2 separate regions of the Homo sapiens genome follow, and region 1 is linked to region 2. Evidence: chromatin contacts called from ENCODE Hi-C or POLR2A ChIA-PET data. All regions are on one chromosome and are shown on one strand. The core of a region is the stretch at or near the end of the contact, and the rest is flanking DNA. Distances in the headings are between cores, read along the strand shown.

Region 1 (4,824 bases), core at 1,534-4,033, 320 kb before region 2:
TGTCCTACTGTCTAACAAGGTTATCATGAGTAACCAATAAAATCACCAATGGGAAGTGTTTTTTGCATACTGTAAAGGTGGTACTAATGTAATGGGGCTATTCTTTTGTCTAGGAGGTCTATTTAAAACAGCTTAAGGCCGGGCACAGTGGCTCACACCTGTGATCTCAGCACTTTGAGAGGCCGAGGCAGGTGGATCACTTAAGGTCAGGAGTTCAAGACCAGCCTGGCCAACATGGCAAAACCCTGTCTCTACTAAACATACAAAAATTAGCCAGACATGGTGGCACACACCTGTAATCCCAGCTACTTGGGAGGCTGAGGCACAAGAATTGCTTGAAGCCGGGAGGCAAAGGTTGCAGTGAACCCAGATCGTGCCACTGCACTCCAGCCTGGGCAACAGAACAAGACTCTGTCTCAGAAAAAAGCGCTTAAGCCAAACAGATATGACAGCAGAGGTCCCAATGCATATCCTAAATCTAACAGTGTACCAGAATCACCTGGAAAGCTTATTAAAAATACAGATATTCACACCCCATCTCCTCAAAACTCTGATGCAAATCTAGAGTGGGGCCCTGGAATCTGCATGTGTGAAGAGCACCCTCAGGGTACCCTTATGCAGCTTATTCCCCAAACACTGGTCTAGACTGACCCAGATGTCCCTGATTACCGTTCTAGTCTTTCAGACCTAGTTTTACATACACCAAGACACAACCATTCCCTAACCAAGAACAGCTAGTCGTCTACAGTCCTTTTGGGGAGATGATTAGATGTGGGGTGAGCTCAGGGTAGGGGATGGTGGTAAGTACTGCATTCTGAACAAGACAGCGATAAGGCTGAGTCACTATCGGCCTTTGTTAGGATATACACAGCCCAAGAGAACTGTCTGAGGACAAAAGGTCATCCCCAGCCAGCCAACAGACATTACTCCCTTGGAAGCATTATTTTGGCAATTTTCTGTGTGTTTTGACTTAAACCATCCAAATGAGGAACAGTAGGTAAGGCTGAAAACAAAGAACAGTTCTATTTCGTGACTATGACCTGGCACCTCAGTTTCTTTCTCAAAAAGGTATAAGGATTGGGCAGAAAGCTCTCTAAGGGCCTTTCTAGCTGAAGAACACGCATGACTCAAGCATGAATAAACTCAGGACCAGAAACCCCAATAACTGAACACACAACTTTCCTATGCACTGTGTTGTCCTGTACATTGATTAGGGTGGTTACTTTCAGATTCGCAATCATACATGTAAAACAAAGCTCAGGAAAGCAGTGTCTCTGCCTCAGCATACATTTCATTACTATTGTGTAGAATCATATATCTGACCTCTGAGTGCAGGCGAGGGCTCAGCAGGCAGCCAGCCAGATCTTATTTTACCACTCTGGCTACAATCATCCTTTAAAAAGAAAAGAGAGCTATGTAAGCAAATGTACCAGCAGGTGTTGGGGACCAATACATCAGAATAAGAGAACTGAAAAAGAGGAAAATATGATGTCACAGTTCAGAACTTTATAACAATACTTACCAAAACATGGAATAAATCCCACTAATTGGCTAACGCCCCCCGAAATAAACACTTAATAAGCTAGTCTAGCACAAATGAAACTAGTTCCTAAAACTACTGGGCCAAACCAAATCAGAACTACTAAGAATTAAGAGTCTCAGTGTTCTCTGAACTCAGTGGGAAAAAGCCCTAGCCTAGGAGTTAAGGAATGTGGGTTGTAGTCCTAGTTCTTGCTGTATGGTGCTGACCAGGTCACAGCACTGTTTTCTGGGTCTTGGTTTCTTCCACTATAAAACGATGGGGCTGTACTAACAGCATCTCTGAGGCCCTTTCAAGCTCTGACATTCCAAAAGCCTTAGTCAATGCCTGCCCTTTCCCCTGTTACTTACTGAAGAACTCCACTCACTGTCATCCCGGAGGTTAAGGGAGACCACTTACACTGCTCAACACCCTTCTATTTCCCCTTCTCCCCCTAGCACAGTGATTCTGCAACAAACTGCCTCGTGTTCAATTCCTTGTCAGCCATTTCAAATTGCTATTCTCCATCGCCTTTATGATGCTGGAATCCTTGAGCCCACTGTTGCTGCCACTTTCCCCACCTGTGTGCTCGTTCCCATCTAACTTCCAAGTCTGTCTTTGCGTAAACTTGGGCTCTTAGGTAGTTAGGAGCCCAATGACATCCTGAAGATTACTTTTTAAAGCCAGTGTTCTGACCCCAAGACCTCCTCCTCCTATCTCTCAATCAAGAGAAGGATGCTAATTTATGGCCCAGGAAGAGAAGAGGCAGTGTGGCCTTCTATTAATAGTAGCAAGCCAAGAAGCAAGAGATGGATATTCGGTGCCTGGGTTTTTCCCTGACAGTTAAGTTGGGCCTTAGTGGAGGTTAGCATGCACCTAGAAGCCAAGGTGGGCTCAGATCCCACACACAAGGTGGCCCTGGAAAGTCACTGCCTCTCTCTAGATTTGATGCTCCCTTTATAAAATGAAAATGTTTAGTTCATCTCAGAAGCCCCCTCTGTCTCTGACAGTGTATGACTATGTGGGGAGGCAGGAACCAGATGAGACCAAATGCCAGGGCATTACAGGACCAAGCCGCCAATCCTGATGCAAATGACAAGCCTTGGAGGAGTGACTCCCAGAGCTTGGGTAGCCTGGGTTGATGCTTCCTCTTTCTTTGCAAAATGCCCTGAAGGGCTGGGACTGGGACAGGGGTGGGGCTATGAAAGGATGAGGAAGTATCTAAGAGCAGCTGGTTATTCTTCCACTCAACCCTGCCCTCCCCTCTTGCAGGCAGGTGGATGACTCAGCTGGAGAACAAAGTGGCTTCCTGAGGTGGAGTTTCCAGCTTGCCCAGCCCTTCCCCATTCTCCAGTCCCAGTAGAGATGGGGTACAGAAGAGTCCATAATTCAACACCCTTTTCTCACCACCCAGCCAACACATACATGCACTGCTCCATCCTCTGCTCCTGTATGGAAGATACTTCCCCCTGAGCTTAGCCCCTCCCCACAGACATCAACTTCTCTTTTATCCATTTAGGATCATCCCCTGCTCCAGAGCCAACAATTGATTCCCCAAAACTTTAAAGTAGCCCCGACTTTTCTGGTGAAAATGAGAAGAGGCACTATCAACTGGCCGAGGTTCTTTTAGGCATTGAACTTCAAGGCTCTCCTACTGCCCTAACTCAGTCATGGGATATCCACAAAAAACTTAAGAGCTTAGCCTTTTTCTCTCAGCTGGGCTTAGCCCCATAGATGAAAGACATTCCTTGTTAAGGGTAAGGTGTAGCTGCTGCAGATACAGTTTGCCTTTAGAGATATGGACAGGAGCCCTGGATAACAAGACACGTAGTGAGGGAAAACATCTTGATTGGTATCAAGAGAAGACAGGGGTTGAGTCCTGACTAAACTATTTACTAACATTAGGAATTATATTAGCAAATTTTCTGAGCTTCAGATTCCTCATTCTAAAGTAGAAACAACAGTCCTTTCTGCCCAGCCCTATTCACGATGTAACAAGTTTCAAATGACCTAATTGGAATGAAGACTATACGTGCTACATAAAGTGGTTATTCCTCACATGTTAGAAAATATGCAGTTGAGGCAGCTGCAATAGCTTTTCTTTAAATACTACTAGTCCTCAGCTTCCAAACCAGAAGCTCTGTGCCTTACTGCCTTACTCCTTGACTGGTGAGTTCAGAGTAAGGTGGAGCTGCTGCAGATACAGTTTGCCTTTAGAGATAAGGACAGGAGCACTGGATAACAAGACACGTAGTGAGGGAAAACATCTTGATTGGTATCAACTAAGAGACAATAGGGGTTCAACTACTTACTAACATTAGGAATTATACTAGCAAATTTTCTGAGCTTCAGATTCCTCATTCTGAAGTAGTAATAGTCCTTTCTGCACAGCCCTATTCATTATGTAACAAGTTTCAAATGACCTAATTGGAATGAAGACTATAATTGCTACATAAAGTGGTTATTCATCACGTTAGAAAATATGCAGTTGAGGCAGGTGCAATAGCCTTTCTTTAAATACTACTAGTCCTCAGCTTCCAAACCAGAAGCTCTGTGCCTTATTGCCTTACTCCTTGGCTGGTGAGTTCAGAGAACCCAAAGTGGGACAGATGGGCCATGCTGGGGTTCTTGGACTTACCACCACTTCCTTGTACTAAAAAACTAAGTACCCTCTAAGGGGCAAATTTATGTGGTTTGGGCAGGTCACAGTCAAGGGTCCAAGCAGCTATGTAGAAATGAAGTCACCTGTGCACATGGGGTCTCCATACACAGATGTGCCATCCTTGTCGACATCTAATAAAAATATATATGAAGTTGGTAGGTGTCTCAAATAAGTAACTTAGTGAAATCAGGGCACTAGTGCAGCATTTGAAATAAAAGTCAACCAGCATCTGGGCCTATATCTGGCCTCCCTTTAGGCCTTGCTGGTGCTAGCTGAGATCGTTCAGTGTCTCGCAAGGATGTTTTCTCCTTCTCTCTAGAGTCATATGCTAAAGAGGCCACAATCTTAAGACGTGACTAAAGCCAATATCCCTCTCTACTTCTGGGCTAAATTGTGATGGAAAATGCTGAGCCTGGTTCTACAGAGTTTGCTCTGCTAGTGATAAGCAGTGTGATCCTGAGGAAGTCAATTTCCACTCTAAATCTCATAAGCAATGACTTCCTCAATAAGCAATGAGAGGAGAAGGAGAGAGAGAATTATTGCTCTACCTATACCACAGAGTGTTGTGTGAACACTTGAAGGAACTAATGGCTGAACATATTTTTGTACAAGATTGAGGAAATACTATCTGCTGAAACAAACA
Region 2 (5,284 bases), core at 782-3,281:
AGAAGGTTTATATATTGACAAATATTAATGGAAATACGTCTGGAGAGTTGGGCCAGTATTTTATGGAGGAGTCAGGGCTGAAGAGGGTTGACAAAGGAAGTGTTGGTCCAATATCAAGGTGTTTCAATTAATGACCAAATCAGGGATAGAGAATGTCTGGCTCAATTAGACAGACTGGTCTAATTACATTTTTCAACACAAACTTTTGGGCAAGAGATTTAAGTTCTCTGAACTTGTAGGAAAATGACTCCTGCTCTGTCTACACGAGAAGGTGGTAATAATAATAAAGATCAAATACACCATTAGAAGTATGTGTGCTTTATAAGTTTGTGGCAGTTTCATAGACTCAGGAAGCAGGTACAGAGACAAACCCTGTTTGTTCATGTAGCTATAAAACCAATGTGGCTTTACATTTTTGGAAGCAATAAACTAATAAGCCATATTGGGGTATGCTTCACCAATAAAAGTATTTCTTGTCTTGCCCTTTGCCTTAATTTGGCTATATATATAGTTTTCCTTTTTAATTATTTTAATGCCTAGACCTATGCTGTCTAATCCAGTAGCTACTAGCCACATTAAATTTAATTAAAATTAAGTACAATTTGAAATTCAGTTTCTCAGTCACACTAGCCACAGGGCAAGTGCTTAGTAGTTAGTAGCTACCACATTAGACAGCACAGATATAGAACATTTCCATCATACAGAAAGTTCAGTTGGAGAGCACTGGGTTAGACTATATAGAATTGCAGTATATATATGTGTGTCTATGTGTATGTATATATATATATATTTTTTAAATATGTATTTGTTTTATCCTTTGACCTTAATTTATAAATCAGATAAGTGAAGCTTGTTTCTTTAAAAACATTAAGCTGTTTTTCACTTAAATGGGCCTCCTACATCAGTGGCTTTCTATTGAGAACAGGTTCTCCAACCTGACTGAAGTTAATGGATTTTCTTAATTAACAAAGTGATAGGATATCAAAGATTGAGTGATTCAAAGAGCTTCTAGTCTAAATGGAAATGTAACTGATTGTGTTTTACCAGATGTCATTTCAAGAATGTCTTTTCTTTTAAGATGCTAAAGAAAACCCTTATGGCGAGGATGACAATAAGAGTCCATTCCCCCTGCAGCCCAAAAACAAACGCAGTTATGCCCAGAATGTGACTGTCTGGATCAAACCCAGCGGCCTGCAGGTAACATTACCATTTATGTTGCTTTCCACTGGGGACAGGAGACATTTGGGTAGGCAGGCAGGCATTTTATTTGATTTTCTTTTCCTTTGATACTTAGTAATTCATTTACTTCTAATGTTTGTCATTATTTCCAAAAGGGATTTGAGATGCCCTACAGTAAAACATGTATATAGCAAAATCATTTTTTACAAAATTTAGAGCAATAAGAATCCTAGAGGAAGGAGGAAGAAGGAAGACAATTGTGCCAGGAACCCAAGGCAAAATAATAACTTTATGTGAGTGTTTTGGCTCTGAGCTTCCTGTTACCAAGGTCAGTTGTTCTTGTCTAAAGAAAGGAAATTTGTCAGTTTGTCTAGAGAGACATATTTTCCTGGCATTGAATTTTAGTGTGAAATTTTTTATATGGTGAGGCATTGACTAACATAATGGGTATTGGCTTTAACAACAGTTTTGGAAAAGATGTAAAAGTCTTCATAACTATATTTCTTCCATCCCTTCAGTAGAACTCAAGCCATAGCATTACATTTCACAAAAACACTTCCATAGGAAGTTATGATAATATGATTATCAAGGAATGATGCTTTCAGGCATGGTATTCAGGAACATATGATAATATGATTATCAAGGAATGATGCTTTCAGGCATGGTATTCAGGAACATTTCTCCTTTCATCAGCAAAAAGTCATTTATACCTGTTTTTAAAAATCACTTATTGAAACTTTTTTCTCCTTTGAGCACCTTTATTTACATTTGTTCTTCCAGTAAGTTCAACCTAAACCAAATGAGAAGAGACAGGCCACTTGGACAACAAAAGTAGTTTCTGTTGACTGCACAGTCTCTGAGCCCCGTTTCCATGGAGACTGAACCACATCCTGCCAAGGCTAAAGTGTCAGGGGCCTCTTTGTTGGAAAATCAGGGTCTTCTATTTTCCTGATATCCCTGACCCCAGTGCTTCCTTGTCAGAGGGATATTAGAACCACTTTCACCACCAGTTATAGCTGAGCTTTTCTTAAATTATTTTTTTTAATTTTTTTTGTTTGAATCTTCACTACTATCTTGGGTTTATTTTTCTTATTCTGGTAAAATATACATAAAATGTACCTTCAACCATTTTAAAGTACACAATTCAGTCCCATTTAGTACATTCACAATGTACCATCACCACTCTCTAGTTCCAGAACATTTTAATCACTCCAAAAGGAAACCCTGTGCCCATTAGGAAAGTCACTCCACATTCCTTCTTCCGGGCCCTGGCAACCATTGATTTTCTTTCTGTCTCTATGGACTTACCTATTCTAGATATTTCATGTAAACAGAATCATACAATTTGTGGCCTTTTGTGTTTGACTTCTTGTACTTAGCATGATGTTTTCAAGGTTTATTCATGTTGTAGTATGTATCAGTACTTCATTCCTTTTTATGGCTAATATTCCATATGTCTATATGTATATGTCACATTTTGATTATCCCTCAGTTGACGGACATTAGGGTTACCTTTTGGCTATTGTGGATAATGCTGTTACAAACATTCATGTATAAGTTTTGGTCTGAACATTTGTTTTCAATACTCTTGGGTATATATTTTAATGGGAATGGGATTGCTGGGTCAGACAGCAATTCTCTTTAACTTACTGAGGAATTGCCACACTCTCTCACAGCAGCCACACCATTTTACATTTCTGCTAGCAGTGTATAAGTGTTCTAGTTTCTCCACGTTCCTACCAATACTCATTGTTTTCCTTTTATTATTATTATCATATAGCTATCATAGTAGGTGTGAAGTGGTATGTCTTTGTTTTTGCATTTCCTTGATGACCAATAATGTGCATCTTTTCCTGTGCTTATTGGCCATTTGTGTATATTATTTGGAGAAGTATATACTCAAGTTCTTTGTCCATTTTTTAATTGGGTTTGTCTTTTTGTTGTTGGGTTTTTTATATATTCTGGATATTATGATCCTTAGCAGATACATGATTTGCAAATATCTTCTCCCATTTTGTGAGTTATCTTTTCACTCTCTTTATAGTGTCCTTTGATACACAAAGTTTTTGGTTTTGAAGAAGTCAAATTTTGTCTCTTGCTTTTGTTGTTTGTGCTTTGTGCTGTCTTAACTAAGAGATCATTGCCAAATCCAAAGTCATAAAGATTTACCCGCTGTGTTTTCTTTTTCTTCTTCTCTTTTTCTCTTGAGAAACACATCTCACTACGTTGCCCAGGCTGGTCTCAAACTTCTGGCCTCAAGCAATCCTCCTGAGTAGCTAGGATTACAGGGGCACACCACTGCACCTGGCCCGTTTTTTTCTAAGAGTTTTATAGTTTTAGCTTTTACATGTAGGTCTCTGATCCATTTTGAGTTAGTTTTTTGTATATGGTATGATGTAAGGGTCCAACTTTATTCTTTTGCTTGTGGATATCCAGTTGTCTCAGCACCAAATGTTGAAGAGACTATTTTTTCCCCATTGAATCGTCTTTGCAAAAAAGTCCCTGGCAATAGATGTATGGGTTTACTGGGTACATTTTTATGAGGCAAGTTCGTTTCTGTCAGGGGATTTATTTTACTGTCAAGCCTTTTGAAGGAGGGAGTGCTTTACTAATGTTGAACTGACATTAACTCAGAAGGGATCCTCATCTTGACATTGTAGCTGTGTTCTCATTTTCATCTCTTTAAACATTTAGATCCATTCTTTTATATTATTTCCCTTTTTTACCACAGAATTCTAATGTTGGATTTTTTTTTTTACCCTTAATAGACAGATGTACAGAAGATTTTAAGAAATGCAAGGAAACTACCTGAAAAAACACAGACATTCTATAAGGTGAGACAGACAGAAGAGGATGTGCCCAAAATATATGGTTCACGACAGTAAAACTGTGAGATGGCAGTGTGAATATGGGCAGGGGTTAGAGATGTATGACTTGTGCCTCAGTTTTTTCAAATAAACTCAGTAAAAGTGATAGGTCTGTTCCTTCCCTAAAATCCAAGAATTGGAAGAATTTAAATGGCCTAATTCTGTACAGGCAGAAGGTTTTTCTGTGTTGGGGCTGCTGTGAATGAATGACTGATGGAAGCAGCTTAGAGGACCTGTGGGTCATAGCCCTGAACTCTCCTCATCACTCCTATATGGGTATCCAGGCCAACCCCAGGCAACCAATGTATGTGGCTTCCTGGATGGGGAATTGCCCAGAACATTCTTTTTTTTTTTTTTTTTTTTTTTTTTTTTTGAGATGGAGTCACACTCTGTTGCCCAGGCTGGAGTGTCGTGGTGCAATCTTGGGTCACTGCAACCTCTGCCTCACAGGTTCAAGTGATTCTCCTGCCTCAGCCTCCTGAGTAGCTAGTACTACAGGCACGTGCCACCACGCCCAGCTAATTTTTGTTTTTTTGTTTTTGAGACAGAGTCTCACTCTGTCGGCCAGGCTGGAGTGCAGTAGCACGATCTCAGCTCACTGCAACCTCCGCCTCGCGGGCTCAAACAATTCTCCTGCCTCAGCCTCCCAAGTAGCTGGGATTACAGGTGTGTGCCACCATGCCCGGCTAATTTTTGTATTTTTAGTAGAGACGGGGTTTCACCATGTTGGCCAGGCTGGTCTTGAACTCCTGACCACAGGTAATCCGCTCGCCTCGGCCTCCCAAAGTGCTGGGATTACAGGCGTGAGCCACCGTTCCCGGCCTAATTTTTGTATTTTCAGTAGAGATGGGGTTTCGCTGTGTTGGCCAGGCTGGTCCCGAACTCCTGACCTCAGGTGATCCACCCAAAGTGCTGGGATTACAAGCGTGAGCCACCCCACCTGGCCACCCCAGAACATTTTTATTGCACCAGAGACTCTGCTTCTAGGAATGATATCTAACATTACACATTTATGAATTGCAGAGGAGATAGCCCTGCAGAATCATATGCAGCTAATCCAGAACGATTGGTGAAGAGACTGTTAAGTTACAGGGGGTGGGGTAGAGTGGGGAACATTTAGGTTTGCTCCTTGATTCTCCCCTATTGTTCTGGTGTTTGGCTGGAATTAAATTAAGTGCAGCATAAAGTATGTCATTTGTGTCTTAGCTTTCTAATTCTAAAATGTGGCACACACAGCC

The links. Hi-C counts contacts between places; a loop is a spot of excess contacts on that map. ChIA-PET counts read pairs that join two places held with the same protein, here RNA polymerase II (POLR2A). Pooled maps may share reads with other maps.
Region 1: a pooled map shows a loop between it and region 2 (2.1-fold over the local background). The contact joins two enhancer-like sites. A Hi-C loop is called at or near these places in 3 of 50 pooled maps. POLR2A ChIA-PET finds 5 or more read pairs at or near these places in 2 of 52 experiments (activated CD4-positive, alpha-beta T cell and activated T-cell).

What each region holds. Positions count from the first base shown.
Region 1 is chr15:65,900,505-65,905,328 of GRCh38, reverse strand. The region is part of intron 24 of MEGF11 (multiple EGF like domains 11); the gene reads left to right. Among named protein-coding and RNA genes, the nearest start is that of RAB11A, 33 kb to the right of the region's middle. RefSeq lists enhancers at 1,875-2,666, 2,753-2,972 and a silencer at 2,669-2,833. Within about 2 kb of position 2,783, at least 6 of the 41 ENCODE cell types and tissues checked have a DNase peak (open chromatin) inside an H3K27ac peak, as active enhancers do.
Region 2 is chr15:65,580,683-65,585,966 of GRCh38, reverse strand. It overlaps INTS14 (integrator complex subunit 14), which reads left to right. Exons shown (of 12, transcript NM_001394796.1): 10 at 1,079-1,197; 11 at 3,948-4,013. Among named protein-coding and RNA genes, the nearest start is that of INTS14, 28 kb to the left of the region's middle. Within about 2 kb of position 2,031, at least 8 of the 41 ENCODE cell types and tissues checked have a DNase peak (open chromatin) inside an H3K27ac peak, as active enhancers do.